Regions from separate parts of the Homo sapiens genome. Here region 1 is linked to region 2. A link is an interaction called in ENCODE POLR2A ChIA-PET data of the cell type or tissue named here. Cell type or tissue: GM12878. All regions are shown on one strand.

Region 1 (2,500 bases), 230 kb after region 2:
CTGCCATCTGCTTTTAACCACGAAAGAGGAAGCAGCTATGTGGGACACCACATCAGGGAACCTTCCGGACCTAGGGTCTCACTGCCTGGAAACTCCCCTGAGCCTCAGCTTCTTCAGATGGAAGGGACTCTGCTAACTCAAAGAACCCCTCATACTACCCACCAAAGGAAAGTCCCCATCAGGGAGACTAGCAAGGGAGGCTGAATGTAGAACAGCACTCAGGTTAATCCTAAATCCCTACCTGGCTTTCCCTCCTCAGTCATCAACATAGTGATGGGGTGAACTTCGATGATGTTGTCTGGGGACTGACCTTCATATCCTCTGATCCTCCCAGTCTTTTCTTCTTACCTTTTCTCGTACCCAGTGTGTGGTGGGTGGGTAGGGAGGTAGATGAGTGAAAACACCCACAGGAAGGAGGATGGCAAAACTCAGATCCAAAAGCAACAACTCTGCCTCAGTGTTGTAAATAAGCAACAGCTTTTCCACCCAAAACAACTCATTTGTGCAAGGTCACCAGCAAACTGTACAGCTGTCTCCCAGCCCTGTCAGCTATAATTTCTAATAGCTGTCACTGTGTCCTGGCTTGTTAAAATCCGTGAAGGAAATCATTTCATGTAGCTTTTTTTTTTTTTTTACGAGATGGAGAGAGAAAAGAATGGTAGCAGAGTAAAACAGCAAGTGCAAGCAGATGACAGAAATTTCTACAGACACTTAATAGACAGACATTCCTTAGGCCTAGTTCAAATATCTAAATTCCATCTGGGGACTTGGCTGTCAAAAGATAATCATCTCTTGCTTCATTTCTCATATAATTTCCTAAACCCTCGGGTCTCAGCTAGTGCAAGGTCCTGTCATGGTCACCTGTGGCTTGGGCCAATTCTCACTTCCCCTGAAGGGCAGCTGCGTGTAGGGAGCGGGGGCTGCCCAAAGTTTCACTCTGACTGGAGGTAAACTTAACATCATTTCTGCATTAGTCATTTAGAGCCCTGGGCTCAGTACTTTCCCCCAACTGGGTTTCTGCTTTTGAGCTCGCTCTGCAATTTCCCCAATTCTGACTCAATTCTCTCTGGGCCCAGGGAGCTGTCAACAGCCACTCCTCCCCACCCATTTCTCCAGCTGTAGCCCTCTTGCAGGTGTCCTGCCCACAAAAGAACACCAGCATACAACGCCATGCAGGGCCCACTCTGAGCTGGGGACCTTCTGCCAGTTGCCACCTGGGATCTCTGCCAGGTGCCCAGAAGAACCTCACACCAGACATCCCTACAGCTGAGCGCTGCTCCCACCCAGTGCTCTGGACTTTGGGGAAAGTACCACCGCCCACTAGCTCACCCCAGCCACATGCTGTCCCCAGTGCCTCCTGTCTTCCCACTCCATCCACGTGGTCAAGCCTTGTCTCTTCCCAGGACATTCCTGCCACACCACAAAGGAGGCTGGCATCAAAAGCCAGGGGGTGAGCTTGCTGATGGGAGAAGAGGAGAACAGGAAGACACAGTTGAAGAGTGGTAGAGCCTGCAGCACCTGCCCCAAGACCACTGCCACATCCAAGTCTGGCCGCATGGCCTCTAGTGCCAGGGCCTGGCTGGGGGACTCCTGACACTGCACCTGCCCCTAAACCTCTCAGCAGCCTTGACAAAGCTCAGGGGGCTACGCAGGGCTCTGTCATAGAGAATAGGAAAGGAGGGCACACAGCACACCAACTCCTGCTAGAAAATCTCCAGGGGCTCCCCATTCACTGTGGGTTTCTCTTTGCTTCCCCTTGAGGTCATAATTTTCTTTCTTCTGAATGCAATTTTATCTTCAGTGGGCTTCATTACACAAACAAGCAAAAAGAGTGGGGCTGACTGATCAGGGCAAAGCTCAGTGAGCTCAGAGGGCACTGGGGCAGGCTCCCCCTGGAAACCCTGCTGCCTCACTGAGGGTGAAGTACAGACCCCAGGGAGTGTCCTTCTGGCCTGGCCGCCCCCACATGCCATTGGCTCTTCCTGTCTCTGCCGCTCCTCCCAGTCCCCCGCCCCGCAGCCATTTCCATCCATGCACCTCTAGAGAACCCTAGGTCTATTCACTTCCATCTGGAAAACACTTCTTCAGAGTTTCCACCAACGGAGCCTCAGCCTCAGTGTCACTTGGATGAAAATTTTCGAGACTTCCAGAAGGTGAGTTGTTAGTTTTCCCCCTTGGGGCTCTGATTAAATTTAACTCTCAGCACTTCAGCTTACAAGGAATCTTCCCTTCCGTGAACTTATTTGGTCCTAATGAGACCATGGGAAGGAGTGGGCTGCCCTCAACCAGCAGACATGCTCAGCACTGTGTCTGCCATCCCAGGATGCAGTTGGGGCACTGTCCCTCTGTGCAGAGGCTGGGCAGGCAGACATCAACTTACCGCAGGTCTGAGACTATCTCCAAAGACAGTGTTCTTTCCTTGATGACGACCGACTCTTTCCTACACCTGACCCACACTCTGTGCCAAGCAAGGATCATGCACTCAGGGCCCTGGCTCCTC
Region 2 (2,500 bases):
CTGACTGTGGAGGTGCATACAGGCAGTCCCAGGTAGTTGGGAGGCTGAGGCAGGAGAATCACTTGAGCATGGGAGACTGAGGCTTCAGTGATTCATGATTGCACCACTGCACTCCAGCCTGGGTGACAGAGCAAGACCCTGTGTCCGAAAACAAAAAAACAAAGAAAGAAACAAAAAGCTGGTTTGCATAGTTTTTCATCAAATCCAATGCCAAATTCTAGCCACTTCTTGCTTTTCTAAGCACAGACAGGCAATTCATTGCTAAACTATTTTACAAATCTCCCAACTATATTATATAAAATCTATCTCCTCTCTTATCAAGGGAAACACTTGCTCATCTTTGAGCAACTCACATACTCCAAATACCTCTGGTGTTGAAAGCCGTCTGGTCATTAGTATGTTCAGCTGCTCAGTGTCTGAAATTCCTTTGGGTCAGACCTCTAGAGCAACCAGATAATCTCTCAGTGGCGGTCACAGGCTAGCAAGCCTTGGCCGTATCCAGACCATGCCTATCATGGTCTGGCAACCCTGCCAAAGTAACAAAGCAACTTTTACTTTTATATCTTTCCAAAGTAACAAGACAACTTTGAATTTATTGCCAACATTGAACATTGAGGACCTCATATAAAATCAGGATTCCCAGCTGCTCTTGAAAATTTGGAAGTTGTGACCCTGCTGGGCCCACATTCCCTAGAGTGTTGGGTCTCCTGGGCTCAGCAGCTGCTGCCCCTGAGGGAGGCATGCATCTCTCCTGTGTAAGTTTCCACCTGGCTCTCTGGCTTGGTCATATTGGCTTCCTGGCCTCTTTTTGCATGTAGTTTGTGATCCCTGATTGTAGGTTTCATCATTTATCCTGGGCTGTTTCCTCCTGGGAGTTATAACCTTCCTAATCTGAAGCTGAAACTCCCCCAAATGCAAGCTAAACGTGAGTTGACAGTAATGGCTAATGCCTAAATAGCACCTACTGTGTACCAGGCCTGAAACACTAACTCATTTCATCTTCACAACAAGCCTATGCTGTGGGTGCTGGTTACTGCAACAGGCCTGAACCACCAGCTCATTTCCTCCTCACAAGCCCATGCGGTGGGCACTCGTTACCACACTAGGCCTCAACAACCAGCTCATTTCGTTACCACACCAGGCCTGAGCCACCAGCTCATTTCCTCCTCACAAGCCCATGCGGTGGGCGCTCGTTACCACACTAGGCCTCAATAACCAGCTCATTTCATTACTACACTAGGCCTCAACCACCAGCTCATTTCATTACCACACCAGGCCTGAGCCGCCAGCTCATTTCATCCTCACAAGCACATGCAGTGGGCGCTCATTAGCCCCGTTTTACAGGTGAGGACACATGCTCAGAGACTTTAGCCCACTTGTCTGGAGCTGACTGCCTCCACACCTTCTGTGTGATTCACACTGACACAACTGGACATTTCCTACCACGAACATGATATTCACTCTGGTTTTCTGCCTTGACCTCTACATTTTTGGCCCCTGCACATTTGGGCCTCAACCTTCCAGACACGGTTCCTCCAGCTCGGTTAGAGTCCCGTGCTCCTCCTCCCATGCCTTTGGTGCCCACACTAAGTCGGGGCTCAGAAGTCACTCCATCTGTGACTTGGCTGCTCTGCTTTGTGAGCTCAAGAAACCAGGAAGCCTGTTAAACACGCCATCAGGAATGCTGAAGAATTAAGATTGTCCAATAAAAGTCAGTGTCAAAGGAATGGAAAATGAAGTGTGGATGGGAACCGTTATTTCTCAGGAGTCAGGGAGTATCTAAATTTGCTGTCTGAAGTCAGAGCCATAGAAAATCCCCAGCTGCACTCTGGTAGTAGTGGTTTTAGCACCTTTACTTGTCATTACAAATAAATTTGAAACTGAAGGAAAGTGAAGAAACACCTCTCAGAAGAGCATGATGCCTTCGACCTGGTTTGCTAGGACAGGAACTGGACACAGATTCTGAAAATCTCATTCATTCAAGCTGAATAAAATGTAGACGCAAGGACATTTACATAGTCAGCCATTCCTCAAGGATTTACTGAGTGCCTACTGTGTACCAGAAGTGGTATTCGTTAGGTACCACATGTTTCATTCATTTGCTCATAGTCCTTTGAGGCCCTTCTAGGTGGAAGCCCCACAATAGGCTCTGGGGATACAGCCCCTGCCACTGCAGAGCTGATGTTTTCACATAAGATTCAGACTTCCAACAACCAATTACACTACTGGTTAATCACAATTATAGTGCTGCAACTAGGCGTTCCCAGTCAGTCTGGGAAATGCAGAAAGGCCTCCCTGGTGAGAAGGTCTCTGCACTAAAATCTGCAGGAGCTGCAGGAGCAGAGTGAAGGGAGGTAAGGGAAAGTGAGAGCCTGCCAGGCAAAAGGAAGAGGAAGCGCCAAGGACCTATGGAGGGTGGGAGCCAGGGAACCGAAGGAGGCAGTTACCAGCACTCCTGAAGCACAGGCAGCTAGAGAAGAGAGCCACAGGCTGGACAGTG

What was found. ChIA-PET counts read pairs that join two places held together with the same protein. Peaks named below come from ENCODE experiments on the same cell type or tissue, not always from the same donor. Only the 100,000 strongest peaks of a DNase experiment are listed, where the experiment ranks them.
Region 1: POLR2A ChIA-PET joins it to region 2 with 17 read pairs; 3 of 35 experiments call an interaction of 5 or more read pairs at or near these places.

What each region holds. Positions count from the first base shown.
Region 1 is chr7:55,533,513-55,536,012 of GRCh38, forward strand. All of the region lies in intron 1 of VOPP1 (VOPP1 WW domain binding protein), which reads right to left. Among named protein-coding and RNA genes, the nearest start is that of VOPP1, 38 kb to the right of the region's middle. RefSeq lists enhancers at 85-204, 275-344, 685-744, 785-1,394, 1,415-1,574 and 1 more. In GM12878, no CTCF peak of the experiment used is centred here; DNase peaks (open chromatin) are centred at 59 and 999; H3K4me3 peaks cover 2,055 bases; H3K27ac peaks cover 2,398 bases.
Region 2 is chr7:55,308,023-55,310,522 of GRCh38, forward strand. No RefSeq gene overlaps it. Among named protein-coding and RNA genes, the nearest start is that of ELDR, 54 kb to the left of the region's middle. In GM12878, no CTCF peak of the experiment used is centred here; DNase peaks (open chromatin) are centred at 1,149 and 1,839; H3K27ac peaks cover 1,932 bases.